2 separate regions of the Homo sapiens genome follow, and region 1 is linked to region 2. A link is an interaction called in ENCODE POLR2A ChIA-PET data of the cell type or tissue named here. Cell type or tissue: A673. All regions are shown on one strand. Links, peaks and the distances in the headings refer to the core of each region. The heading gives the core; the rest is flanking DNA.

The links. ChIA-PET counts read pairs that join two places held together with the same protein. Peaks named below come from ENCODE experiments on the same cell type or tissue, not always from the same donor. Only the 100,000 strongest peaks of a DNase experiment are listed, where the experiment ranks them.
Region 1: POLR2A ChIA-PET joins it to region 2 with 11 read pairs; 3 of 35 experiments call an interaction of 5 or more read pairs at or near these places.

The regions. Positions count from the first base shown.
Region 1 is chr2:152,661,393-152,676,874 of GRCh38, reverse strand. It overlaps PRPF40A (pre-mRNA processing factor 40A), which reads left to right. Exons shown (of 26, transcript NM_001365597.4): 10 at 96-470; 11 at 3,169-3,277; 12 at 3,833-3,897; 13 at 4,252-4,416; 14 at 5,494-5,602; 15 at 6,494-6,644; 16 at 7,605-7,738; 17 at 12,623-12,737; 18 at 12,908-12,999; 19 at 13,104-13,220; 20 at 13,703-13,840; 21 at 14,177-14,272. Among named protein-coding and RNA genes, the nearest start is that of PRPF40A, 48 kb to the left of the region's middle. RefSeq lists an enhancer at 13,056-14,255. In A673, for the core only: no CTCF peak of the experiment used is centred there; no DNase peak of the experiment used is centred there.
Region 2 is chr2:152,577,802-152,593,283 of GRCh38, reverse strand. It overlaps FMNL2 (formin like 2), which reads right to left. Exons shown (of 26, transcript NM_052905.4): 8 at 14,320-14,396; 9 at 12,235-12,328. Among named protein-coding and RNA genes, the nearest start is that of PRPF40A, 130 kb to the left of the region's middle. In A673, for the core only: no CTCF peak of the experiment used is centred there; DNase peaks (open chromatin) are centred at 6,943 and 10,973.

The sequences.
Region 1 (15,482 bases), core at 3,697-11,696, 83 kb before region 2:
TATTATTTGATTTTATGACCATTTTAAAGCTACCTTTATTTAGCTTTCTGATTACAATAATGAAATGACCAGTGTTCTCTTTTTTTAATGTATAGTAAGCAAGAAGAGTGCACCACAACATCAACAGCCCCAGTCCCTACAACAGAAATTCCGACCACAATGAGCACCATGGCTGCTGCCGAAGCAGCAGCTGCTGTTGTTGCAGCAGCAGCAGCGGCAGCAGCAGCAGCAGCTGCAGCCAATGCTAATGCTTCCACTTCTGCTTCTAATACTGTCAGTGGAACTGTTCCAGTTGTTCCTGAGCCTGAAGTTACTTCCATTGTTGCTACTGTTGTAGATAATGAGAATACAGTAACTATTTCAACTGAGGAACAAGCACAACTTACTAGTACCCCTGCTATTCAGGATCAAAGTGTGGAAGTATCCAGTAATACTGGAGAAGAAACATCTAAGCAAGAAACTGTAGCTGAGTAAGTTTAGTAACTTGTCTTCTGAAAATCAGTACCAGATTGCATTAAATAAAAGTAATTGCCAGTTTAGTTAGTGGCCATTAATAGTTTAAATAAATTTTTTTGAGAATCGTAATATCACCGTTAAGACAGTTGATCAGTTTTCAGGCCGAATTTTGGAGGGTTATGCCAGCAAACTTGAAAAATAGTTCAGTGAAATTTTAACAAGTAGAGCCAAGGCTAGGGAGTTGGGGCACAAATCTAAAAGATTGCCAAAAACCTTAGTAAGCAAGATACATCATATTTTGATGCAATATTTTACATCAGATCAGTGCAAAAATTCATGATTAACAAACTATCAGTATTTTCAGTTAAGACAGGTGTATTGTTTCTTCTTTGGTTATTGGTGTTTTGGGTTTCAACCTCCTATAAATCAGTTAAAAAAATACAGCTTTGTAGAAAAATGAATTATGGGGGAAAAAAAAGCAGTTTATGGCTGGGCATGGTGGCTCACACCTGTAATCCCAGCACTTTGGGAGGATGAGGCAGGAGGATCACTTGAGGCCAAGAGTTTAATATCAACGTGGGCAACATAACAAGACTCTGTCTCTACAAAAAATTTAAAAATTAGCCAGCACTTGTAACCTCAGCTACTGAGGAGGCTGAGGCAGGAGGATCACTTGAGCCTAGGATTTCAAGGCTGCAGTGAGCTATGATTGCACCGCTGCACTCCATCCTGGGTGAGACAGCAAGGCCACCCTGTCTCTCTTTTTTTTTTCTTTTTTTTTTTTTGGCACAGGGTCTCCCTCTGTCACCCAGGCTGGAGTGCAGTGACGTGATCAGGGCTCACTGCATCCTCGACCTCCTGGCCTCAAGCGATTCTCCCATCTCAGCCTCCTCCTGAGTAGCTGGGACTACAGGCACACACACCATGCCTAGCTCATTGGCCTGCCTCAGCGTGCCAAAATGCTGGGATTATAGGTGCGAGCCACTCCACCTGGCCAAGGAAAAAAGGCAATTTACAGAGAAAGAAAGTTGTCTAGGAAGTATATGAAAAGCCATTCAGCCATAATAATAAAGAAATACAAGTTAAAATAATACTGTGATTATTTTTCTAAGTGAAAGTCAAGTAGAGAAACATTTAAAAGATAACACCAGATACAAGAAAACTCTCTTTTCACTCTTAGTGAGACTATAGTAATACAACTTTTTAATAAAGCAAAGCTGTTATCTGTCAGAGTTCACGGTTTGTGTGTACTTGCATACCCTGTAGTCTAGTACATTTTATATGGCTATGCTTTATAGAGCTTTAGAAAGTGAGGTCAAGCTAAATTTCTTGACTTTAAGGGTGGCCTGAATAGTTCACCATAATCTCATTATTGAAACATGATTATCCATCTTAATATTTAAGCATGTTGCCTTCATCCATCCATCCCCTATTTTAAGTGTTCTTTTGTTTTTCGTATGTTAGTTTCCCAGAGTCAAAATAGATTTTTAACTTTTTCTGATGTTTCAAAAGTTTTAAAAGAAATCTGTATGGTGTATTTGAAGGCATGAAAATGAAATTAACATTTTGTTTTATACTTTCTCCCCCTTTTCTCTACATTTAAGATACACGAACATATATCTAATATATCAGAGACATCTTCCACATTGATAGAAATGTGTACCCATCATGTCAAATGATGGGTTATTATCATTTGATTGTGCATAAATGGAAGTGCTCCTCTATCAATAGATATTTAGGCTTTTTGGAATAACTTTATTTTGCGTCTTGTCATACTGAAAGTTTTCTTCAATGTTTTCCATAAGTTTAACATTAAACAGTTGTTTCCTGCTTTTTTTCATTCCAGCATTTCCTTGGTATAGTGTCTGAGTCATAATACGCTTTTGATTTTAATTACTATAACAGAGATCATTTTTTGTCAGTATCTACTACAGTGTCTCTTCGCCTAAGCGTTCTACTTATTTTTTTTTCATTCCCTGGCCCCCACCCATGCATTCCCTTATTATGTAGAAAGAAATGTAAGGCTTCTACCATTTTTTTCTCATCAGGAAAACCCCCAATTATTAAACAAGTTAGTAATTCTGGGTAGTTGTAATTTTTGTTTGACATCAGTGTTCAGCAAACTTTCATGAAATATTAGATTGGAAATATTTTTGGATTATTTGTGTCATACAGTCTTTATATGGTGACTCAATTCAGCTGTGGTAGCACAGTCAGCGATAATGTGTAAACAAATGAACGCGGGCATTTTCAAGTAAAACTATAATTACAAAAATTAATAGGCTGAATTTGTCTAGTGGGTTGTAGTTTGTCAATCCTGATTTAGATTGATCCTTACATCTTATTTATCTTCACACTTGCCCAAATCCTTAGAGTTATTATAGCACTAATGTGAAACCACTGAATGAGTTTAATAAGCCATTTAAAACTATTAACCTATGGGCCAGAGGAGCTAGTGTTTTAAGTCAGTTAAATGTTTATTTTGTCATTTGTCCAGGGTCTTAAAAACTGATTTAATAACTGAACTTTTAGGAAACGATTATCTTTATTTCTTTGTCTTCAGATAAGTGTGTTTTTAGAGTTCATATAGCTTTTATTCTAAATGTCAAATTTTATTTCAACATCAAACATTTAAACAATTTAGACATTATTTTTCTAAATGAAGCAAAAATTTATTTAATTGATAAATACCACATTTGAATTTCTCTCTAGTTTTACTCCCAAAAAAGAAGAGGAGGAGAGCCAACCAGCAAAGAAAACATACACTTGGAATACAAAGGAAGAGGCAAAGCAAGCTTTTAAAGAATTATTGAAAGAAAAGGTATTAATATTGCAGATTTTTATTGTTTCTTAGCTTTTTGACATCAAGCATGTATTATGGATTTTTATGTGATGTGTAATAATTACCCAACAAATGACGTTACTCTTTAATTAAACCTTGATGGTATTGATAATACCAATCTCATGAACTGTTGTAACTGAAAAGCAACTAAATATGTCTTTTTTTTTTTTTTTGAAGTACACTTTTGTGAAACTTTCAACACAAAAACTATTGTGTACAAGGTACTACACAAGCACATTTCTACCCAATATTTAATGTAAGGGTTTTTTTTTAATTCATAATAGTTATCTTTTATCCATAGTCTAAGAAAAAAGCATTTATGTTCTATTTAAATTTCAGTTAAAGTTTTCATTTTAGTTCATAGGTGTATTACACAGATTTGCCTTCAGTAAAAAACTATTTTTTATAACTTGTTTCAAACTCCTGCAAAGGGAAATGCTTGATGTTTGCAGTTAGTATTATACTCAGTTTCCTATTATGTGACTTAAACTATTCTTGTGTGAAATTTTAATTTTTCATTTAAATTATTTTCAGCGGGTACCATCGAATGCTTCATGGGAGCAGGCTATGAAAATGATTATTAATGATCCACGATACAGGTAGTACTTCAACTTTTTATTTACTTTTCACTTTGAGCATATAGCAGGCCTAGCACATTTAAAGTTGTGTAGAAAGATAAAACATTTAACTGTTGACTTCTGTTTAGGATACCAAGTATAGAGTTGTTTTATGTCTAATAACCAAAAAGTCAAAGGCTTATCAAACAATTTGAGTACTCCGCTACATATAAAATAATAATTATTTTAAAAGTAGAAATTACTTTCTACAATCATTTGTAATAAATTTTTGAAAATTTTTAAATTATATGTGTAAACAGTTTTATTTTTTTTTTCAAACCACTAATATTTGATTCTTTTGCCTGTGTTTACTCTTACATGGTATTTTTATATTAGTGCTTTGGCAAAGTTAAGTGAAAAAAAGCAAGCCTTTAATGCCTATAAAGTCCAGACAGAAAAAGAAGAAAAAGAAGAAGCAAGATCAAAGTACAAAGAGGCTAAGGAATCCTTTCAGCGTTTTCTTGAAAATCATGAGAAAATGACTTCTACAACCAGATACAAGTAAGATGTTTAGTGTTACATGGCCTATGTTTACTACATTGTTGTTTGTGTCATACTTTTCTGCCATGTGCAGTAGCTGATCCAGAGCTCATTAAATAAAACTAGATGATTATGAATGTGGAAACTTGATGAGGTACAAAATAAATCTGTAGTTAAATGTAGAATTTAACTTGTTGACTTAATAAGTTTTTGAGAGACTGGAAGAAGGGGAGAAAGACTGTATTCAATAATCAAGTTGGAGGCCAGACGTGGTGGCTCACACCTATAATCCCTACCGTTTGGGAGGCCAAGGCAAGCAGATGGCTTGAGCCCAGGAGTTCAAGACCAGCCTTGGCAACATGGCAAAACCCTGTCTCTAGGGGAAAAAAAAAAAATACAAAAATTAGCCGAGCATGGTGGCACGTGCCTGTAGTCCCACCTCCTTGGGAGGCTGAGGTGGAAAGATCACTTGAGCCTGGGAATGTCAAGGCTGCAGTGAGCCATAATTGCACCACTGCACTCCAGGGTGACAGCGAGACCCTGTCTCAAAAAAAAAAAAAAAAAGAAAAAGAAAATTTGATTGCCTTTTACTTAAAAACATTGAAATTATTGATATTTGTGGAGTAAAAAGAGGCTATTTTCATTAAGTAGGCATAGCATTTTGAATAATTGTTTTATGTAGCATTCTTCATTTTAGATTGCTTTATTATGTAAAATTGTGGGTAATATTAAAATATTTTTGATATGTTATGAAGCCTATTTTCTGTATGTATTTCTTTGATCTCCTCAGTATTCCAGAGAAGTCTGTAATTTAGTTCTGTAGGCAGTTTGGTAGTCTGTGTAGCTGCCTTTAGATATAGAGATAGTCTAGACTATAAGCAGTGCCTAATGTGAATTATCCCCTCTATCTCTAAGGAGAGAGGGAGGCATGTGTTTTTTGTTTGTTTGTTTTGTTTTGTTTTGTTTTTTCATAATTATCCAGGAGTTTGTCTTTAATATATTTATGAACTTTGAATAGGAAGTATTCATTTTGTAGTTTTAAATTTAGTTTAAAAATTGGTTAAAATTAATTTTTATTGTATAATTTTTTTTTAACAGAAAAGCAGAGCAAATGTTTGGAGAGATGGAAGTTTGGAATGCAATATCAGAACGTGATCGTCTTGAAATCTATGAAGATGTTTTGTTCTTTCTTTCAAAAAAAGAAAAGGTATTCTTTATTCTTAGTTATTGGTATTTATAGATAACACAAGATGTTTCCTCATTCGGATGAGGATTGGTTTTATAATATGTACATTTTTCTGGCTTAGTTTATCCAGTTTATGTGGTATAGCAGATTTATTTATTGGAAGTAAAATTTAATGATGGAATGTATAGCTTCTGTAATAATCTTCTTTATCGTTCATGTAGCATATTAAGTACTGATGTAGACTCAGTGGGTACTCATTCAATTATTTGTATTGTCATTAGTTGGCTATCTTATGCTCACTTTGAAAAGATACCTTTTTTGCTCATTAGGTTTAAAAATGCTGGGTTTTTTTGCTTATAACCAGCATGATTGTTACAAGAATGACAGCAACATGCAGTTGTTTCTACTAAACTTACAACATTTTAAAATACCTATTTTACTCATGTCTCTTTTTCATTGTGCACTATTATATTTTATGTTATCTGGTTTCCAAGGAACACATACAGATGCAAGTATTATCAAATTTAAACATAGCTGAAGGTCATTGAAGATTTTAGCATTTACCTGCAATGCGACTTGTCCATAGTAACCTTAGTTTCAGACTGTCTGTAATACATAGTGGTAGAAAGGTTTATGTCGTATGGGGGAAAAGCCAAAAACATGGTTTCCAGATTCTGGCTTTTAGAAGGAGGTGGAAAATTTGAAGCTAAGTACCAAAGCCAAGCGCTTAGGAAAGAGCATTAGCAAAGTCAGCAGTGTGGCCATTTAAAGTAAATGAAATTTACTTGAAGTTTGACTTAACCTTTGCAATTTGGTCATCCGTTAGAATATAAAGAAGCCGTCACTAATTGCAATTTAAATATCTTAATTTCTTGGAACTTTGAAACATACATATTCATACTTTTGCTATAGGAACAAGCAAAGCAGTTGCGAAAGAGAAATTGGGAAGCCTTAAAAAACATACTTGACAACATGGCTAATGTAACATACTCTACCACTTGGTCTGAAGCCCAGCAGTATCTGATGGATAATCCAACTTTTGCAGAAGATGAGGAGTTACAAAGTAAGAATAATGGCTAAGTAAGAGAAATAGTTTTAAACAGCGTCCTCCAGCAGCAAAGAATTATTTTCACTTTTTATATGAGATAACTAATTGAATTTTATGCAGTTGTTTATTTCTGAAAAAGAGTTTTATTTATTTCCAAATAGGATATTTCTTTCTGATTGAGTTTGTGATTCATGACAAAATATTTTTTCAAATTTAAAGTAGCTTTATCAGGTAATCCTTGAAATATTTAAATTATAGGTCACATTTGAAATTCTGCTTAGCCGTTTGTATGTAACTTGGTAAGAACTAAATGAATTACCGCATTTTACTCAGGTTGTTTTCTTGAGGTAATAACATTATAGATTTTGTAAAAAGAAAAAAATGTATTAGAATTATCTTAACATTAGGCTTCCCTAAGTACTCTTTCTGAGTTAACCAATTGCTTTTTAAATTATAGCTTTATCAGCTACCCCTCTAAAAATCATGCTTCAGTAGATTTTTTTATAGGGTGTACAGTTCTATACTTTGAAAAGCTCCTGGAATAATTATGATATTGCAAACAGATTTTATCATAACACTTTTCATTAGTTTTGCCATATGCACGTCCTTTGTTTTATCCTATGACATGTTTCAGAATGTCTTTTATTGAGTTCTTTGTGAAATTTTCCTTAAAACTTTCCTATGCAGATGATCACAAATCATATTTGAGTTTAAATACAAGTTTGTTTGTTTGTTTGTTTGTTTAGAGACGGGGTCTTGCTGTGTTGCCCAGGCTAGTCTTGAACTCCTGGGCTCAAGCAATCCTCCCACCTCAGCCTTCCAAAGTGTTGAGATTACAGGCATGAGCCACCACACCCTAGCCTAACTACAAGTATTTTTGACAGGTGATTTTGAAATTTTGGGGGAGCTAATGCAAGTAAACTACTTTACTTGTTGACATTTGACACTCTAAATTTTAACTGGCAAATACTTTAGATATGGACAAAGAAGATGCATTAATTTGCTTTGAAGAACACATTCGGGCTTTAGAAAAGGAGGAAGAAGAAGAAAAACAGAAGAGTTTGCTGAGAGAAAGGAGACGACAGCGAAAAAATAGGGAATCTTTCCAGGTAAAAGAAAAAGCTCTCTTTTTAACTTAGTTTTATATTATATTTACTGAACTTTGACAGTGATACAAAGAGTTTTGAGACAACTGTTCCCAGATCATAGACTTAGGCTTTGTGAGGACTCATACACATTTAACTCTTTAAGTTCTTCAGATGAACATTGGTAAATGAGGTTTCGGTTGGGAAAAACAACAGGAGAGATGACTGGAAACAAGATATGTGTGGTGAGTCAGTAGTAGATGATATTTAGTCTCTGGAGGACAAAGGGACTGCTAAGGTATAGTTTGGGGATGGGCCATAATTTCTTAAACACTAAGAAAAGGACCTGGGATTGCATGTTTTTTAGGTAGTAGTTCGTTTTCATCTTCAAGTATCATTTTTATTTTCAGTGATAGAAAATATCATGGAGCAATGAATTTTTTGCATTTCATATCTCACCTATTTCAATAATTATAATAGCTAATATTCTTTGATTGCTTACTGTCAATACAATTTACATTTGTAATCTCAATTTTTATGACAGTCTTACCTTATAAGGGTACTTACTGTTTTTGTTATATAAGTTTATATAACTAAGGAAATGGAGAGGTGAAGTGACTTGCCCAAGTTCAACAGCTGCTGAATAGTGAAGCCAGAATTTGAATCCATGCAGTTTTGATTACAGGGTCTCTTCCATTAACCATTGTATTAGGATAAATGCTAGGTTACAATGGCTTAAATAAGTTTTTTTCTTGAAGTAACAGTCTTTTTGGTCTAGGGCAGGGCATATTGCCATCCCTTAAGGCAGTGGTTCTCAAAATTCAGTGTATCAGAATGAAGTGGAGGATTTTTAAAAAATTTCTTCTGGCCGGGCACGGTGGCTCATGCCCATAATCCCAGCACTTTGAGAGGCTGAGGCTGGCAACTGCTTGAGTCCAGAAGTTCAAGACCAGCCTGGGTAACACGATGAAACCCGGTCCCTACTAAAAATACAAAATAATAATAATAATAATTAGCCGGGTGTGGTGGTGCATGCCTGTAGTCCCAGCTACTCAGGAGGCTGAGGTGGGAGAACCTGAGCCCAGGAGGTCAAGGCTGCAGTGAGCTGCGATGGTGCCACTGCACTCTAGACTGTGCAAAAGAGCGAGATCCTGTCTCCAAAAAAAAAAATTATTCGCGCTATGCCAAAGGTTACTGTGTTAAACGTCACAGCCAGTAGAAAGATTTCAGTCCTTATTCAATGAAAACTTAACATTTACTACTCTTGATAGGTTCCTTTATCTTAGTGACTTTCTAGACTTGATCATGTTCTACAACGGTTAAAAACACAAATTGTTTAGCCTTACCTGAAGAATTTGAATTAGTAAGTCTGGGGTGGAGTCTGAAAATTTCATTTCTAAATTTCCAGGTGATATTGATACTGTTGGACCATAGTTTGAGAACCAGTGCGCTAGCATGTTAACCTTCTCTGCAGAGTTAGGGGTATGCTGCCCCCATTTCACATTTTAACTTGGAAAAAGTAGAAAGAACAGTTCTTCTTAAAGCTAATGATGTAGAAGTTCTGCTCACCTCCTTCATTTGGGTTCAGTTGCTGAGAATTTAGTCACAGGGCCACAACTAGCTACACAAAGGAGGCTAGAAAACTTAGCTTTTAGCTAAGCAGCCATGTGCCCAGAAAGAAGGGGAGGACAGATTCTTAGGAGGGCTATTATACACTCTTCCACAACTTAAGCTTTAATGTCTCTGATGAAGGTTTTGCAGTGGTTTAAAATAAGGAGACATATATGAAAAAATAATAATACAGTGAAAATAAGGTCTGGGTCATAGAAAATACGAGACTATAATGTAAACAATATTGAAGATGGAGACTGTGAGGCAAAATTTTGATGTGAAGGCTGTTACGGTTCCTTAAATAAGCTTAAATGTGGCTTTGAATCAGATTGCTATGTGTCTGGCATAGTTTCTGATTACTACTAATATAATTGGTGTTAAGTATGTTGTATTAATATTCTTTCAGATATTCAGCCTGGTAATTTTCCTGTTGTGCTATTTCAAAAGATTTATTTAGGACTTTAGTGAAATGAATTAAAAGAGAAGATTGGCATTAGACAATAAAAGATCATTAATGGAGAGCTTCTCAGTAGTTATGATTATGATGATGACTAGCTTTTTATTTAGTGTTCATTTGCTAATCAGAAAATTCATCATGTCTGTGACAAGGAAACTATGATCTTGTTTTTCTTATGTCTTAAAACTGGTATTTGAAGTCAGTTTTGTCTGGAAAGGATTGATCTGAGGCTTTCAAGGAGAACCAGAGGAATGTATAGTGTCTCAGAAGCCAAGAGTTTGGAATTTTAAGATAGAGCATGATCCCCAAATGCACAGAATCAGTATCACCTGGGAAATTATGAAAATGCATATTCTCAAACTCCACGTCAGACTTACAGAATCAGATTCTGGAAATGGGACCTAACAATATGATTTTTTTAAACAGTCCTTCAAATGAGTCTTTGAGAAACCCCTGAGGTAAAGGAATCCACCTAAAGTAACATGTTAAGAAATTTTTATGGAATGAGGACTGAAAGAATACTGTTAAGGGTGGCATTTAAGGTGTTAAGAGTGGCATTTAAGGTGTTTAGTGACCATTGGCATGGTAGGGAAAGTTAAAGGTCTGCCAAATAGTTGAAAGATATTCAATAAGGTAAAATTCAAATAAGCTTGCAGTTAAGAGAAAGGCTTTTCTTGGGTAAGAGGAAACCAGTTAAGAGGGAGAGAATGAAGGAAGAATTGAAAAATAAGGGTGAGTCTCATTAAACAACATCTCGGAAAGTTGGGAATTCAAGCATATATATGAATACAGTTACATTGAGAACAGTATATAAGAGAACAAAAAGAAGGATGAAGATGGAGAAAAATTAATACCGATTTGGATCTAAGACAGTGGTGCTCAACCAAGAAAGATTTTGTGATTGTCACTATTTGTGGGGAACATGCTACTGGCATCTAGTGTGTAGAGGCGAGAGATGCTGATAAACATCCTGCAATGTACAGGGCTCAAACATACCCCGCCCTCAACCAAGAGAAAGAAAGAAAAAAAAATTACGTCATCCAAGATGTCATTAGTGCCACGGGAAGAAGAAACATCAAGCTCAGCCATCTTTGAAGCAACTTGCTTTCCATAATGTAAAAGGCAAGGCTTTTTCACCCCTAAAATGGGGCAAGTAAAATAGAATAAGAACCATACAGTTTTGTCAGAGTGGTTTTCAAACCTGAATTCACATCAGTCATCTAATATTCCAAATATCTGGATATTAATTCATATTGCTTTAAAAAAATATTCCTCAGGTGATTCTTTCAGGTTAGGGATCCACTATTGAAATAATTTCAGTCTCACAGTTCTTTGACTTTATCAGACAGATCTCACCAGTCTGGAAGTGTAAGAAACACTAGCAAAACAGGTATGATAGAGTGAGGTAAGTTCTAAGGTACTAGAGCATCACTAAAGATGGTTTCCAAACTATTTTAGATACTCAGGGAGCAAGTGAGGAAGCTGGTGAGCACAACAAGAGTGGTTAAGACAAAATTCCATTTATGTTGAAGGGTAAGGGTAGTTGACAGAAGGGTAGATACAGGCAGGGTTTGAGAAAAGAATTTCCGAGTTGTAAGGGAGTATGGACATATTTAGTCTTGTTTGAAGAGGAGTGAGTGCAGTTGTAAGTGCCTGATGTTACTTTGGGACAGCTCTATCCAATAAAAATGTGAATGCCACAAATGCGATTTTAATTTCCTATTTATTTTAGTAATTTAACCCAATATAACCAGATATTATTTTAACACATCAATATTTTTAAAAATTGCTAATATTTGTGGTATTAAATCTTCAAGATCATTGTGTATTTTGTACTTAACAGCACATCACAACTCAGACTAGCTACATTTCATGTACCGAGAAGCTACGTTTGGTCAGTGGCTACCTTATTGAACAGTGCAGGTATAGGAATTGTGGGAACAGAATATAGGGTTACAGTTTCTTTTAGGCACATTTGTGTATAGCAGCGGTCCCCAACCTTTTTGGCACCAGGGACCGGTTTAGTGGAAGACAGTTTTTCTTGGTGGGGTGGGGTGGGGAGTTGGTATCATCAGGCATTAGATTCTCATAAGGACCACACAACCTAGATTCCTGGCATGCTCAGTTCACAATACGGTTTGCAGTCCTATGAGAATCTGATGCCGCCACTGATCTGACAGGAGGTGGAGCTGGGGCGGTAATGCTTGTTCCACCACTCACTTCTTGCTGTGTGGCTTGGTTCCGGTTCCGTGGCTGGGGGTTGGGATCCCCTGGTGTATAGGATTAAACTCCCTGAGGATTGGGTTGGAAGCAGGAAGTGTGGAAATTGAAACTAGATATGGGTTTGAATCCTAGGTCTCCAAACTACTTTGGGAAAATTATACATCCTCCTCTTAAGGCCCCTTGTTTTTTAAAAGTAAATAAAAATACCTAGAACACATTAGGCACTATTTTTAAAGACAGAAAGTATATATTTAAGGAAACATGCATATACATTCTTTAGCCTCATCATTTGAGGTAGATATCCAGTAATTTAAGTTAACTTTTACCTTTTTTTTTTTAAAGCTAAAAATTAGGTTCTATCTTAAAGGGTAGGAAATAGAACCTTAGGAAGATAATGTGCAGTTTCAAAAGTTATTTTCTCTAAAGGACAAAATATTTTTTTGCCTAGAGGCAGTTGTTACTTTGCCCAAATAGCAAATATTCTTTGTGCCCAAACAGGTTTGGGATAACATTGGTAGAAGAGTTTTAACTATGTCAAAGTTTTTGTGTGTTTTCATGTTAGACGCTTATTTCTCATGTACTCGAGATGACTTTCCAAATATAATTTTTCTCCCTAGATATTTTTAGATGAATTACATGAACATGGACAACTGCATTCTATGTCATCTTGGATGGAATTGTATCCAACTATTAGTTCTGATATTAGATTCACTAATATGCTTGGTCAGCCTGGTAAGATTATTTTCTTTCCTAATTTACCGTTATGGTAGTAGTTGAAATGGGCCAAATGCAAAGGTGATTGTGTTGGGGGAAAGGGTGCTTTATTTTTGTTTTTTAAACAACAAAGTAATTGCAGCTCTTTGGTTAGAGCTAGCTTTTGACTTCTTTAGTTTTTTCATTAGGATCAACTGCACTTGATCTTTTCAAGTTTTATGTTGAGGATCTTAAAGCACGTTATCATGACGAGAAGAAGATAATAAAAGACATTCTAAAGGTAAATATATTTATTCTTACCTTTTAACCAATAGTATATCTTAAAAGTTAGTACTGTATTCCTTTGATTTATGCATTATTAATGTTAAGATTTCTTTTTTTTAGGATAAAGGATTTGTAGTTGAAGTAAACACTACTTTTGAAGATTTTGTGGCGATAATCAGTTCAACTAAAAGATCAACTACATTAGATGCTGGAAATATCAAATTGGCTTTCAATAGTGTAAGTTATGTTTTCTGTTGTAAGTAACTAGTTTAGTAGTATAGTTTTTAATTTATTCAGATAAAAGCAGCTAAGTTGCAGAGTGTTGGAATAAGGGAATATGAATAGAATTTTACAGAGTGGTAGCCAGTCTTTCAGGTAAGGTAAAACAAAAAACTTTATTTAGATGATGGATTGATATTAAACTTCCTTTGCTCAAATTAACTGGTATTATACATAAAATGGCCATTATAAATCAGGCCTTGGGCCACACATAAAGTACACTAACGATAGCTGATGAGCTTAAAAAAAAAATTGCAAAAAATCCTTATAGTGTTTTAAGAAAGTTTACAAATTTGTGTTGGGCCACATTCAAAGCGGTCCTGGGCCACAGGTTGGACAAGCTCGTTTTAAACAATGCGTGATTCCTAAATTAACAATAAATTATTTCAGCTAATAGTTATGATACTATTATAACTGATTAAATATGATTTTCTTAATAGTTACTAGAAAAGGCAGAAGCCCGTGAACGTGAAAGAGAAAAAGAAGAGGCTCGGAAGATGAAACGAAAAGAATCTGCATTTAAGAGTATGTTAAAACAAGCTGCTCCTCCGATAGAATTGGATGCTGTCTGGGAAGATGTATGTATACTTGTTATTTTTTTCTAATGGAATTCTTTTCTTTACAGTTGAGAAATTTAAAATATTTTTATTTTTCATTTTATAGCCACAAAAATAAGCTAAATTTATTTGTAGAATATATTAAATATATTTAGAATATAATAAAAGCATTAAATCAGCTGTTGACTCTGTTTAGGAATATTTGTAAAGAATGGTTTGGACTTTTGAAGGGAGGAAATAATGGACTTTAAGGGGACTGATTCATCACAGTTTTCACTTGCTGTTATGATTTATTTTAGATGTATCGTTGTACTTTTCTTGGTATTCATATATTTATTTTGTATCTGAATTTTTCAGATCCGTGAGAGATTTGTAAAAGAGCCAGCATTTGAGGACATAACTCTAGAATCTGAAAGAAAACGAATATTTAAAGATTTTATGCATGTGCTTGAGGTAATTTTAGAATTCTCATATACAAAATATATAAAATATAAACAAATTGAAGAACTTAGAATGATGAAAGTATGTTGCTTAATATTCACTGCTTTTATACAAATGTACTTACCTGGATGGTTAGAGAATGGTTTTTTTCCTATAAAAACTGCTTTTAAGTAAAAGAAACTATTAAGTTTCCATGGGAATATAAAGATTTGTATGTGAAGACTGTTTTGTATTTTTAGAAAGTTTTAGAAATTGAGCAGTTTGGCAGCCACATGGATTGATTGACTAATAAAGAAAACTTGAAATTTTTCTTGTAAAGCAGATAGAAGACAGCTTTTAGGCACATTTGAGGTATTATACCACATTAGCTGTGTAGAAAAGAAAGTTTCTGGAAAGTAATGGAATAAATGGTAAGTTTTTGTTAAAATAAGCAATGAAACAATAACATCTCAGGTCACTTTAATAGGTAAGGTTCACTGGGCACGGTGGCTCACGCCTGTAAAACAAGCACTTTGGGAGGCCAAGGTGTGTGCTGATCACCTGAGGTCAGGAGTTTGAAACCAGCCTGGCCAACATGGCGAAATCCTGTCTCTACTAAAAATACAAAAAAATTATCAGGGAGTGGTGGCGGGCACCTGTAATCCCAGCCACTCAGGAGGCTGAGGCAAGAGAATTGCTTGAACCCAGGAGGCGGAGGTTGCAGTGAGCCAAGATCATGCCACTGCACTCCAGCCTGGGCAACAGAGCGGGACTCCTTCCCCAAAAAAAAAAAAAAAAAAAAAGTATTTTGATGACAGTTTCAGTTAGGCCCTTGTAAGTATGCTGAATTGACCAATAATTATTGAATAATAGTATTCGATGCCTATGTGGGCCAGTGTTCTAATTGCTTTATGTATATTATATTTATGAACTGAATCCTTTCAATAAGCCTGTGAAGTTAATAGGTGAACAAACTAAGGCAGAGAGAAGTAAAGTGACTTACAGGGTTGGAAGCCGGGCATGTTGACCTTGGTCAGTGCTTTTAACAAGTATGCCATGCTGTCAGTTTTAGAGTAGCTAATACTTTATAAGCTAAAAACTAGTAGGTGCTTAATATTACAGTGTTGCATTGTAAATGGGCATAGGTCACTAAATTGACTATTTCCTATTTCTTGATTTATTGTTCTTGATTAATATAATGTTAACCACAGTTTTTTCTGTACCATGTACTCACGAAGGCCCT
Region 2 (15,482 bases), core at 3,348-11,347:
TATCTATCTTCTAGTTGAGGTGTTTGTTTGTTTGTTTGTTTGTTTTAATCACAGGTTTCCAGTCTCTCCACCACTGTTTCCTCAGAACCTCATTCATGCCTGCCTCTTGCCATGTTTTGTTCTGTAACATGGACCCTGGTCAGATATTTTTCCTGGTTAAAGAACAAATATATTCTGACTTATGCTGCCTTTGAGACAGATTTCATGCCAATCTCTCTGCTCCCAGAATTCTCTCCATCAAATCAGGTCTCTTCCCTTCCTGATCACCCTGCTCAGGACCTACCCACTTCTCCCACTGGGCCCTGTACAAACAGTATGGTCTGTTCTGAATTTTACCAGTAATTTTAAACACCCCAATAATCTATCCAATCTCTAACCATTCCCATTAGGTTTGCTTTTCGGTGGAAAATTGAGGACAATATACGAACATGTGTGGAAAGTGCCTGGAATGTGAGACATGTTATGTAAGGCTGTATATGAACTCTGAGTTAAATGGATCTGTGTAAAAATCCCAGAGTTGCCATTTACTAGAGACGTCAGTAGGCCCATTTGCTCTGAGCTCTCCCTCTATGTTCCTACCTCAGATGGTGCATCTAAGAATTAACAAAATAATATATACTAGTCTGCCAGCACTAAGGAAACAATAAACAAACAAATTTTTTATTAAATAGAAAATTAACTAATAGTAGCCTTACTATTTCTGCATATGTATATGCCTTTTTATGTACATGACATAAATACACTAATGTTGACAATAAAGAAGAAAATGGAATTGATTCTGAACTCTGCTCATGCTTTCTTTCTGAAGAGAATTGCTGGTTTAAAAGAAACCAACAAACAAAGCCCTTATTGACGAGAGACCCCCACATCAATAAAAAATGTGCTTATGTTTTACAAGAGTTTAAATTTCAAATGAAATTTGAACTTGACTCACATAGAGAGTCAAGCTCAATACACACATTCATTGTCAATAACACCTAACATTTTGGTTTAAATTACAATTAGGTATAAAAATATAAATACATGCACAATTCTTAAAGTTTTAAATTACTGTCCTCCTAGTGTTGACCTTAGTGTATATTTGGTCCTCAACTAAATACCTATTAAAGTCAGTCCTACCTTTCTCAAGGCAATACAAACTTCTGTGGCACGGAAATCATGAGTTATCTTTTCTTTTTTTTTGAGACGAAGTCTCGCTCTGCCACCAGGCTGGAGTGCAGTGGCGCGATCTAGGCTCACTGCAACCTCTGCCTCCCGGGTTCAAGCGATTCTCCTGCCTCAGCCTCCTGAGTAGCTGGGACTACAGGCACGTGCCACCACACCCGGCTTATTTTTTGTATTTTTAGTAGAGAAGGGGTTTCACCACGTTGGCCAAGATGGTCTCTAACTCCAGACCTTGTGATCACCTGCCTCAGCCTCCCAAAGTTTTGGGATTACAGGCGTTAGCCACCGCACCTGGCTGCCTTATCTTTTCTTTAGAGACAGGTTCTCGCTGTGTCGCCCAGGCTGGAGTGCAGCGGTGTGATCACGGCTCACCGCAGTCTTGACCCCCTAGACCCAAGCAATCCTCTGGCTTCAGCCTCCTGAGTACCGGGGACCACAAGCGTGCACCAACATGCCTGGCTAATTTTTGTATTTTCTGTAGAGGCAGGGTCTTACCATGTTGCTCATGCTAATTGTGAACTCCCAGGCTATAGCAGTCCTTCCACCTTGGTGTCCCAGGGCGCTGGGATTACCGGCATGAGCCGTTGCGCCTGGCCTGAAACCTTTTATTTTCTAACAAACTCCCCTAACCCTGTAACGGGGTCACTGTAAAAAGTATATTTGCTCAACAGTCTGCTGGCAATTCCAAACAGTTCTGATTCTGTTTCACAGTTTTGAAGAAAAGGTGGTAGTCTGGAGAGATGTTACACAAAAGATAACTGAGCATCTTTAGAAAAGACAAATCTAGCCATATAAAATATTACCAGAGGGAGGCCGGGCGCAGTGGCTCACGCCTGTAATCCTAGCACTTTGGGAAGCCAAGGTGGGCGGATCACGAAGTCAGGAGTTCGAGACCAGTCTGGCCAATATGGTGAAACCCCATCTCTACTAAAAATACAAAAAAATTAGCCAGGCGTGGTGGCACTCGCCTGTAGTCCCAGCTACTCGGGAGCTGAGGCAGGAGAATCGCTTGAACCCGGGAGACGGAGGTTGCAGTGAGCTGAGATCGCGCCACTGCACCCCAGCCTGGGTGGTGACAGAGTGAGATGCTGTCTCAAAAAAAAAAAAAAAAAAAAAAAAAAAAAAAAAAAAAAAAAAAAGTTATCAGAGGGAAAATCTAACTCTGCACAAGAGGGATAGTCTAGCCACGTGAGGGATTATTACTTACCAAACAGTCCAAGCAACAGAAATAAACACACACAAAGGAGTTGTCCCAGTGCCACTCCAAATCCTCTCATTTGCTTCCTTTTAGGGCTTATTACTGTGCACACATATATCTTTACACTTACTCCTATTATACACACACATATATTTAATGTACAAATATACAGACAAACATGCATACACACTGATACACATATATATTATTTATATATGATTTATCTTATCCTTCTTCCTGGTTAACATATCCAGCACTTCATAACTATTTGAACAGCTATAGTTGAACCTACAGGTTTTTTTTTTTTAAAGACAGAGTCTTACTCTGTCACCTAGGCTGGAATGCAGTGGTGCGATCTCGACTCACTGCAACCTCTGCCTCCCAGGTTCAAGCGATTCTCCTGCCTCAGCCTCCCGAGTAGCTGGGACTACAGGCACATGCCACCCAGCTAATTTTTTGTATTTTTAGTAGAGACAGGGTTTCACCATCTTGGCCAGGCTGGTCTCGAACTACTGACCTCAGGTGATCCGCCTGCCTTGGCCTCCCAAAGTGCTGGGATTACAGGCGTGAGCCACACATGCTTATTTAATAAGACGGTTAATATAACCCTGTGTGTAGGGCTTAGTACTGGACTAAATAACTGCTAAAATAAGCTATAATCAAGAATTCCATGACACATAAAAACAATAATTTTTATTTTTACTCAATATAAAACTACTTTAAAAAGCAGCTAGAAGGCCAGACATGGTGGCCCACACTTGTAATCCTAGAACTCTGAGAGGTCAAGGTAGGAGGACTGCTTAAGGCCAGGAGTTCAAAATGAGCCTGGGCAACATAGCAAGATCTTGTCTCCACAAGAAATTATATATATATATATGTATATGTATGTATATGTATATATATATGTATATGTATATATATATACATATACATATACATATATATATATATATATATATATATATATATATATATATATATGTATAAAGCCAGGTGTGGTGGTACATGCCTGTAGTCCCAGCTACTCAGGAGGCTGAGGTGGGAGGACCACTTGAGCCCAGGAGGTCCAGGAGTGAGGGAGTAGAAGAGCAGGGAAGCAGCTCCTTTACACAGGAAGAGCAAACCAAGAAGATCCTTAAATAGGCCTTTCACGAAATAAATGCCAGAATGGCAATCAAATCCTGCCCGGAGACTGAAAACTTCCATTCAAATGCTTTTTAGAGTTGGTGATATTGCCAAAGCTGTCATAGTTTTGACTCCGATTTTCTGATCAGCTCACAGCAGAGTGCTTCATAGTGTCCTTCTGTACCTTAAACCAGACAATATCAAAACGTCAAAGAAATACTTCCCAAGTGAAAGCTCATGTTTAGGGAACAGTACCAGTCTCTGTCTCAAGTTCTGCAGGGTTTAAAATAACACTCAGCTCTCACTGCTTTCTCTTGGGGTTCTCCTCGTTATCTTCCAAGAATATGAAATAAGGGCACATATGCCAACTTTTATAGTTGGCAAAGGGCATGCATTTTAGAAGCGGCATTTTTATAGGAATAGAAATAACACGGCAGCAACACCCTAACACCCTGGGTTTTTTTTTGTTGTTTTTTTTGTTTGTTTTTTTAAGTGGCTGCTACATTTAAAATAGAGGATGAGGTTCCCTATTGCATAAAATTGTACTCAGGCTTGCGTGGAGCAGAAGGGGTCTAATTAAAGTCAAGTTGTGAAGCAAAGCATCTCTACATTTGTACAACAGATAATGTGACAATCTGGTCTGGCTCTGGGCACTGTTACCCTGCTGTACTTCCTCTTTTTTTTTTTTTTAAGCTCCCCCAGGACCACCAAAAAAGGGCAGTCCTGAAGACGTGATAAGTAAATGAATACGGCAGCTGATGAAGCAGATGACTCTCGGTGGAGAAAGGAGCCCAAGGAATGAGAAATATGAATGGTAAGATTTCTGAAACAAATCTCAGACCCCAAACACACCCTGCTCTATCAAAGCAACTGCATGCTGAGCCCACTGTTAATTGACTTTCAGAACAAAACATATGAGCAAATTCTTTATTAATAGAGTCAATCTAAACAGCCAATGTGACTGGGGAGCATATTTGCTCCCTTTAGGCTGTGTGGCACTATGAAGAGCCTGGGATAAGCAAGGGGGCCTTTTCTGATCTCCCTTTAATTTCCTATCCCAATTTTTCTCTTCCCATGCCCTAAGCTCTTTAAAACTGGAGATTCGGGGCAAACTAAAGTCCTTGAAGCTTTATTAAAATACTACCTTCTTGGTATAAAATGACATCCTCACTCCTTTTTATCTGGTGTGACAGGCTGAATGATGTGTTCCTCCTACCCGCCAGGATGTCCACATGCTAATTCCTGATCCTGTTGACTATGCTGCCTTATACAATAAAAAGATAATCTCCCCATCTGAAGTTCCTTAATTTGATCATATCTGCAAAGGTATGATGATATCTGCAAAGGTATGATCAAATTAAGGGACTTCAGGAGGGGAGACTGTCTTAGATTATTATGGATGGGCCCAATGTCATCACAAGGGTCCTTAAAGGAAGAAGGACAGAGAAGTCAGAGAGAAAAGGCAATGTGTCAAGAGAAGCAGAGAGACAGAGACAAGATGCTATGTTGTTGGCTTTAAAGCTGGAGGAAGGGGCTGGAAGCCAAAGAATCTAAGTGGCCTCTGGAAGCTGACAAGGCCAAGGAAATGAAATCTCTCCTGGAGCCTTCAGAGATTACCACCCTATACACTCATTTTATTCTTCTGGTCTACAGAACTGTAGAATAATAAACTGGTGTTGGTTTAAGCCACTAAGTTTGTAGTCATTTGTTACAGCAGCAATGGGAAAGGAATACACCTGGTTAACCTTGTTCACCCTAAACTCTGTTCAGGCACCCTCTCCTATAAGGAGCCTCCTTGAGAGCTCTTTCCCCATCTGCCTCCAGCCCTACTTTGTCTTGGTCAGCTGTTCCTCTTCTTTGCAGAGCATCTTGCAATTACCTTTATAAAGCCTGGTATTACAACTGTCGAAGTATTTATCTGCTTCCTCAACTAGCCTGGGAGGCTCTCTTTTAAAGGCAGGGCATATGTCTGATTCATTTTCATATTCCAATATTTATCAATGTTTCTGACACATAGAAAGCACTCACATTTTTTTCAGTAAGTGAGTATGACTCATCCCTTAACAATCAGGAGGATACCAGCCTTCATTCCCTTAACCAGATGTTAAAGACACTAATGGTAAAGAAATAACTAGTTCATTACCAGAAAATAAACTTGGACATCCTATGAAAATGGCTCCTTTCTCTAGGGAAGGCTCTCACAATATCATTTGCCCATAGTAGATTCACATGAAAGAATTAAAAACTATCTTTTTTATCTCCAATCAAAAAGTTTATAAAGTTTTCAGTCAAAAGGAAAAACCAAGTATTGGATTGAGTAAAGAAGAGGGAGAAAATGAAAGACGAATAACAATAAACATTTTGGTAAATCTCATACAGTTACTGAGGTACGAGACTTACTGAGGTATACAGACTACAATGGTATGAGCCCACAGCTCTCTCTCCCACCCCACATGTTCTGCACAGTAACCCGACGGCCAATCATCAAGAAGAGAAGCCATTGCCTTCCCCTTGCATCCGGGTTGGGCTCAGGGCCTCACTGGGAACCCAGATAACATGGCAGAAGTGACCACTACACGGCTTCTAAGACCAGCTCAGAAGACACTCAGCAGCCTCTGGCTCTTTGAATGGTGGCTCTTCAGATGCTCCTTCCTGGGGCACTCTCCCTCAGAAGCCAGATGCTATGCTGTGAGAAGCCCAAGCCACGTGGAGTTCTACATGGAGGCTCTCTGGTTGATAGTCCCAGCTGGGCCCAGTCCTTGAGAGGTATCATAGCTCAAAAACTAGGTATGTGGGTGAAACAGCCTCCAGATGGACTGGCATCCCCAGTCAATCAGGTCTTCCCTGATGAGGCCCCAGACAAAACAAAGAAGAGACAATCCCTGCCATGCCAGCCTGGCTTCCTGACCCACAGAAGCCAGGAGCCTAAAAAAATGAAGTGTGGGGTACTTTCGTATCCACAGCAAAAAATTGCAACAGTTGATAAACAGACAAAAAAAGTTACTCAGCAGCACTAACACCACATTAAGACTAGGACTTTGCTTCCTAATGCTAAGGAGGAGGACCAGTCAAGAAGAATCTTGGTTAATTAGATCAATCTAATTCTGGCCTGATACCATGAAATACATACATGCTCTACGGCTGTGGCTCCTACAGTTTGAGACTTGAGAGAATACATTGCTTATAGTTCAATGAGAGACTGAAAAATGTGAGTACCCTTACTTTACCACTTAGGAAGTTATCTGGATGGTCTCATGCTAGATTTACAATCCTATACCCTCAAATGCTTGGGAGGTTAGATTACATGGGATTAAACTCAGAGGGATGCTGGAAGCACACCAAAATCTTCACTCTCCTTCCTGCCCAATTTGGTCCACTATAAATAAAACTTGACAGGCTTTCTTAGTTCAACTTAATAATGTGTAGCACGAGTGCCTTCAGATGCCCAGTAGCTAAACCACACATCAGCTTTCTTAGGAAGCCTTCTAGCAACAGGCAGAAAAAAGAACAACTACTGCCAAGAGTGCTGTGCACAAGAGTGCTGGTGGCCTCGAGTGACTCATTCAACAAGGCTCCATCTTTCTGTACTGGAAGGTCAAAAGTGGGAGGGAGTTGAGCCTTTAATAACCAAACTCAGGCTTTTTTGCTAAAGCCAGATGCTGTCATTACAGAAGCAGATGAGAATACAGTTATAATTGATCCGAAATCCTGATGAATTCCAGGTGCACCTCCCAGCAGCCTGGGAGAGCTGGTGCCTCAAAGCCCTCAGAGGATTTTATTACTCATGTCATAGTGGCTGTTCCACTGTAGAGTCTACAGGGCCTCAGTACTTTTCCTCTTTGACTTCAGAAGGAAGCATTTTTTTTTTTTTTTTTTGCCAAACCTTTGGAGACACTTTTTAAAAGCAAGCCATTTTCTCAAATATATCAAAGAATATAATGGAAAAAGTAAAAAGACTAAGAAAAAGTTGAGAGCAAGAGCTAGGTTGAAGACTTCAAGGTTCCCCTTGGTAATGAGATGAAGCGTAGTGTTTAGAAATCTGAAGTGGGGACTGGTTGAGGTCCTTAACCAGTAGATAAGAGTTTTATGAGCCAGCAGATTGCTAGCTATGGTCCATGTCATTTGGAAGAGAAGAAAAAGCATGACCAGAACCCCAAATGGTATTTCTGGTGGCGCAGCTTCAAAGGCAGAGCCAGAGTATAGCCACATTTTAGGAATGCCTGCCCATTTTCCAAGCCTGGTTCTCCAGGCTCCTTGTCAAGTCTGTGCTTTTCTCAACATCTTTTCGATCAACCCTTTCCTCTATGTGTTAGAGTCAGTTTCTGCTTCTTGCAAAGAAGACTCTGAACTAATATAAATATCCAAAGGGTGGTTTTTACTTCCAAATGTATTTTTTTCTGTTTGGTAGTCTCGGGGCTCAAAAATATACACTGCCACACAACTAAGAAAACATCAATTTAGGTAAGATGGTCATATGTCCTTCCATGGGGCTATTAATAAATTAGCCAATAAGAAAAAATAGATGACTCCTTTTTCTCACCCTGGTCTTTATTTCAAGACCATAAATTTTCGTTAAGAGATATTTCAACACAAAACCAGATGTGTTAATCCCCTTAAAAAATTGTTTTTTAAGGAAAAAAGAATTCAAGGAGCACAATGGTTGACTGTTAATGATTTAGTCTTCATCTACTCAATACACTCATGTTTTCAGGCATGTCACAAACCACGCACAGTATAAGCTTACTATCTGTATTCATGTAATTAAGACTCATTTGTCATCATGTACATTGAAGCCATGTATGTGTTTGCTCAGTGACATCAGGCTTAGACCCCAATCCCACCCCCACCATAAGCAAAGCTTTGGGTTAACATTCTTGCCACCATCACATACCATTAAACTAAAGGTGCTCCCTGCCTTCCTAAAACATGCACTTCAGCTATTACAAGATTTGTAGCAAGATTTTTTAAGGAAAAAAAATATAAGATTGGGATTCTAAATATTCATCAAAACATGAGAAAATGATGTAGTCATACATAAAAATCTTTCAACAGCCAAATAATAACTTCCTTTAATTTACATCTGAACTAATTAATTAGTGGTGGTCAAATTAGATAGAATGGATTTATTGGCTCAAGAGGTAGAGGGGGAAAAATCCTGCTACATAAACTACTTAAGATACATGGCCTTTTAAATGTCTTTCTAGCATCTGGTTCCATATTGCGTTAGTACGCTTGGCTATGCTCTAACAGTGATCAAAGCCCAAAGGATCTGGCTACTCTAAAGCATATTACTTTATTTGCAAAAAATAGATGTTGAACTCCCCTACTTCACCCCTCATTCCTGCCAATAAAAACAAAGATAATCCTTTCATCCTTCTTAGGCAGATGAATGGAATCCCAACTTACTAAAAAAGATGAAAAGCTTTAAAAACAATCTTCTCGAAGGCAAAGACTCTTCTTTGGTCCTCCTTCCTGGTATCCTGGTACCTGGTATGGTACTCTCTCTGCCATATGTGGCTCAAAAGGAATTATTCACTGAACAAAACCCTATCTGCACAGGCATGCCAGAATATAATAATGAATATTATTATAAAACCAGAAGATTCCAATGACATTTTGGTTAAAGAGGTTAAAGAATTCACTTTACTATGATGTGAAAAAAAAAAAATTCACTCACGCAAAGATGGGAGAAAAAGAGGAAGGGATTTAAGAGACTTTGAGCTGTGAGCGGCATTGCATGTTTTAGAAAGCAAGATCAACACAGAATAACACCTTTTGCACCTCAAGATTGGATAAATCGGTTGAGGCTCTTCTGACCTATCTATAACAACTAAGTTTGTCGGGGGCATGTTGCTACCTTGTCTTCATTCCCATGGCTATTAGGATAATAATCCATTTGCTTGGTCTGTCTATATGGTTTTTAGACAAGAATAATGCAGGATGGTTGCAGCAGAATAAAAAATTCTAGGCAGCAGTTTCACATGACTAAGCAAAAGGAAACTGCTGAAATAGCTGCAGAAGCTTGGGGCTGATAAGACCCTGAAAAACAGGGTGTGGGCCAAGCTGGCAAAGACAAACTGGGTCCAACATGGTGCTGGATTTGATCCAGGTTTCTCCTAGGACCTTATTCTATGCTCATTCACATATTCAATCATATACCCACCAGTGCCATGACAGTTCCAGAACATCGTTATTTGAGGTAAAAATGGGTAGCACCATAGTTCTGAGAAATCTCCAGCTTCTTCCAGGAATCTCCGTGAATACTCCATCCCTTGGTTAAAGAAATCCATAAAGGTAGCAGCCCCAAACCACCTTGTGTGACTCTCTCAAGCATGCCCACACTCCCCTTTCTTGAGTGTGTACTTTTTGCTTTGCAATAAATCTCCACACTTTCACTATTTTCTAACTCATACTTGAATTCATTCTTGTGAGGATGTCAAGCGCCTAGACACCAGCAGGGTTTGGGGTCCCACCAGCATTTGAGGACCTCCCCTAGCCCACTGCTATCACCTTCTATCAGATGCAAATGCCTATGCCAAGGACAGTACCTGAAGACCTACCATCACTCCTGATTAATTACAGAAATGAGGCCAGTTTTGGTTAAAGCTCTAAGAATTCAATGTCAAAAGTAATTTAGTTCTCATTACTATTGTCCAGGTATTAGACTTAGGATTACATTTTTCTTCAATTAAGCACATACTACACCCTAAATAGCTAAAGCATATATAAGTCTGACACCAAAGAGTTAAAACTCAATTCTGCAAGTATCTGTGGGCCTACTATGCATAAGAAAGGTACTCTATCTTACCTAGGAGAAAAAAATATTATCATTCATCTCATGAATTCCTGGCTTTTATTCTTGTTCTATACAAATATATCTTTAGGATATAATCTGACCTGCAGTATAATCAGATTCCTGTTATAATATGAGTCATTATAACAAGGGCCACTGATAACTATATAGTAAATGTTTCCAATGTGAAAAGTACTCAGCATGCAATATTTTCAAATATGACCTAATGATAAAGATTTGGGCGTTATATGAGCTGCACATACTGTTTCTCTTTCATATTAAACCCATCCACCCAAACATACTTCCTTATTTATAAATGTAAAATTTATATATTTATACATGATATATAAAAACATTCACAGACAAGCATTCGTACATTCTTGTCTCTAAAATCTATTTGTCTTGGAAGCCAGAATATGAATTTAAAGATTCACTATTATTCTTCTTCATTCTCTTGGAAGCTGGATATTTTTTCACTATCTTTGGGGCTCAATAGAAAGAAAAAAAAAGATAATATTTGGTTGTCTCCACAGTTGGCATTTACAAAATGGATAATATCAAAATCTTAAAGAATGGACTAGCAGTAAGGAGGCAATGCAAATAAAGGAGCAAGAGGAGTGTCTGCCCTGTTCACATCTTTGAAGCTTCCCAGCCTATGCAGAGGCTCACAGGCTGGTGTCTAGAACATTTGGCAGCTGGGCAGTAAATCCAATTAAGGAGGTAGGAGGCAGGGGAAATAGCTCCGAAGTCCTGTCTCATTTCAGTATTTCCCTTATTTCCTTCAAGGGATTCACAAACAATAAGGCCACAACTTCAACACATTTCAAGGAAGTTCAGGATCAGGAGCACCAAGTCCTGTTCCTGGCTCTGTCACTTATCTAGCTATGTGACCACAGGTAAACTATGTATTTCAATTTCGCTAAAATCAAGATATTAATATTTGTCTCAAAGATGTTCTTATAGAACCAAATGATGCCATGCATGTAGCTGGTATAGCCCCGGCATATAGTAGGTTCTCAATAAATACTATCAGAGTTTCTAGTTCAGAACCTTTCAGGAAAGAGGAGAGAAAACAGTCCCTCTGTGACCTGGATTTTAATCCAGCTCGGGTCTTAATCCAAAAGCATTTGGAATTAAATGGGACTTCTAGCATAACACACAACTTGGCGAAGGGTCCTATTGTAACCTGGGCTTCCACCTGTTCTCTAAGGACTACTTTGTAATTTCTCACCTCAAAGTAGCCTCTGATGTCAGGCATATACCAGGGGAACAAACAGGTACTCTTCTTGGTCCTACAACACTGCCCACTACCCTGTGGGAAAGCAGCTACTATCTAGGCGGTGATGTTTGGATACACTGGGGCAGGGCCCGCGGCGGTGATGTTTGGATACGCTGGGGCAGGGCCCGCGGCGTCATATTGTCTTTGTGTAATCCCTCCTTTCTTTGTGGTCAGACAGTCTCCGTTTCCAACCATGCTCAACTGTTGCATTATTGTTTGGCTGTGACAAGCCCACTTAAGCTTACACGCTCCCAGAATCAGTGCCAGTATTTGCCAGGTTTTTCATAGCATCCAGCAAAAATAAAGTAACTGTGATGAAAGAGTTCATAAAATTTGCATGGTGGACGATCAAGTGCCAATATCAACCCCAATGAAAACCACATACATGTAACAAAACCGGTTTTCAAACTGGATTATTCCATGTTCCCTAAAAACATAAAAATTAAAACAAAAACAACAACAACAAAAAAAGAGTACTGTGATTATTTTTAACTTATCCTAGAAATAAGATACCAAATTTAGACTAAGTTCATTACATTCCTCTCAGTGAGATCTTAGAAATTAACTATTATATTCCTTAGGCCCTAGGATAAATGAAAAGGTAAATAATTCCGTTCAAAGATGTCCAAATGTAAGATGTGTGAGTATTCTTATGAAAACTATAGTGTAGCCTACCTCTTTAAAGTTATCAAATGCTGATAAAATGATTTCATGCCCGCCTCTGACAAGACAAACGGCTGCCAACAGTTCTAAGACAAGGGCTTTTGTTCTGCCAAAACAAGAAGAAGAAAAACACAAATCAGTGAAAATGGCATGATGAGTCAGCTGTTTCTTCCTTCCAAGATACATGAGAATAAAACATTTGCCCTTACATTTTTAAAAAATTTTACTAAGGTACAGTTTAATCAAAGTACATTTTTAAACCTTTACTGACTACTACATATGTGATTTGTCTAAGATGGCAAATTTGGAAGGTATACTTACCAAAAAGACAAATCACTCACTAATGAAAACTAGTTCTGAGAAGAATAATCTCTTAGACCTATCATCAGGTGACTCAGTACAATACAGATGAAAAATGTTTACTGGTACGCTAAAAACAAAGGGAATGGGAATATGCTGAAAAACAAACTATTGATTAAGTATTTGCTCTGGTTTTAGAGACAGTGAGAGAACATTTGCAAAAAAAAAAGTTCAAAATCAACTGAAACTCATGTTCTACATTTCAAATCTGCTCATGTAGGGACAGATCCATAAATCTCCCACGAAAATACAAGTTTCTGTCCTTTCTTCTTCCTACGCAGGACAACTGGAAGGAGCTGGATTACAGCTTTACTAGCTTTACTAACACAAGAATATTTTCTTTGACTCAAGAAAATAAAACTCAATCTGAAATATTTTTGGAAGGAGAACATGGAGATACACTCTAAGTTTTCAAATTCAATGTCAAGAAAGAAACAGCATTGTTTCTTCAATCATAAGACCACTTAAGTATTTCATTTTTTTTCTGGAATAACAGCTTTCACCAACTTCTAAACAAAAACTGTTCTGATACTCCACAATGTCAATTGTCTTTTAAAAAATAATGTCTTCCCTGTAGTAGAAGGCAGAGACACAGAAGCATGGCTACTTAGGACTCTAGTAAACGAAGGAAGGAATCGCACAGTCGCAAAAGGTTTAATCAGGGGAAGTTTGAAAGAATAATATTCAGTAAAGAGGACTTGATAGTTCGTGTTGCATTTTCCAAATCAGAAATGGCTAATTTATAAACAGATTTTTGAATTAACAGTTTTCAGATATTTTGTCTACAGAGAGGTATTGGATGAAAAGGAATTGCACATTTGAAGTACAGAATACTTCACCAAAATGGAAAGCACATTAAAATAACTACAATTGATGAAGACTGGCTTTTACGACTAACGTGTGATGTGAATTATATCTGCTGCTAGCCTTTACAAGGTGGTGAATATGAAAGGAAATCTGCATATACAATTTTATTTTTCTATTTCTTTCTTTCTTTATTTTTTGAGACAGAGTCTTGCCCTGTCACCCAGGCCGGAGTGCAGCGGTGCGATCTCGGCTCACTGCAACCTCCACTTCCTGGGTTCAAGCCATTCTCCTGCCTCAGCCTCCTGAGTAGCTGGGATTACAGGCATGTGCCACCATGTCTGGCTAATTTTTTGTATTTTTAGTAGAGATGGGGTTTCACCATGTTAGCCAGGCTGGTCGCAACTCCTGACCTCAGGTGATCTGCCTGCCTCGGCCTCCCAAAGTGCTGAGATTACAGGCATGAGCCACTGCGGCTGGCCACTACAATTATTTTTCTATTTTCGTTCAGTAATTAAAGCTACATATGTAAAGTTATCAAGCGAAGTGTAGACGAAGGATGGTGGTTTTAGCTAGCTTCCAGCAATAACTGATATACGTAAATCTTTATCAAGACTCTCCTGGCCCCCGAGTCCTGGCAACCTGATCCTCTCCAAATTTAGCAGCAAGGATGCTGGAAACCAGGCCTCAAAAGAACAAAAGCTTGAGGAGAACAGTGAAGGGCTAGAATTGTCACCAGTTGCTCAACTCTGGCCCATCTAAGAATGTAACTTGGCTAAAAGGAAAAATTCTTACACAGCCAAAGAGTTTATAGCCAATCTTATTTCAGAGATTAACACTTGAAAGTTTCCAAAGTCAAACTTGGTTAAGTGTTGACTAGCCCTCTGTTTTCTCTAGATAGATTTAGACTTGCGTACTACAAAAGCAGCTTACCTGGGATTCTTGTTGTTCAGGCTTAGTGCAATCTCATTGACAGCGTGTGGATGAGACATGACCATGTTGAAACCATACTAAAATTAACATGGAAAAAAAAAGAAACACAAAGCATTGGGAGACAAGTTAGGGAACTGTCAGTATTGATTTAAAACCAAAAACCCGAAGTATCTACCTAATGAAACTTACACCATTATAAATGCACTTATGTCTCTAGTATATCACTGTCAGAGCATATTTCTCTATTAAAAATTTCAAGAATGCCAGATGCAATGATTTGTGCCTCCAGTCCCAGCTACTCAGGAGGCTGAGGCGGGGGGTACAGCTTGAGTCCAGGACAACAAGACCCACATCTCTCAAAAAAAAAAAAAAAAAAATCGGCAATGATGCTATTATCAAAAGATTATCTTCCCATTCTTTACAAATGAACTACATGTTTCTCTTTATTAAAATGATAAAAAGGCTCTAGCCCAGTGATTATTAACCTTGGCCGCTCCTTAAACTCCCCTGGAAGACTAAACAAAACATTTACTCCGAATCTCAATTACAGGGACCTGGCACCTGAGTTTTTAAGCTTCCAGGGTGACTCCACAGTATACAATAGATATAACATACAAAATGTGTGTTAACAGACTTTATGCTACTGGTGAGGTCTCCAGTTATATACAGATTTTTGACTACACCAGGGATCAGTACCCCTCACACCCCACAAAATTCAAGGGTCAACTATATTCTTTCTCCTCAAAACTCACTCTCAGCTCATCAGAGAAAACATCCAGAAGTTCCTATACCACATCAATCTATCCACACAGATTTGTGGCTTACCTCCTCACCTCCTATTAAAGAGGAACTCTTCTGTGCTCCAAACTAAGGCCAACCCCTCCCATGAGTCCTTCCTCCATCCCATTCCCTCGCATCTGCTCACGAACATCATATGTTCCAGAAATTCCTCCCTTCCCCCTTATTTTTCCCTCTCCATAGACTCATTGCCATTAGCATAAAAAATGCAAATTATCTTAAGTAACAATAAAAACCTCTCTTGATACCACAACCTGTGTTCAGCCACTGCCTCTCATTTCTCTGCTATCCTTTACAGCAAAACTCCTCCAGACACTCAGTATAAATCCTCACTTCCTGCTCATTCTTGAAACCACTCCAATCAA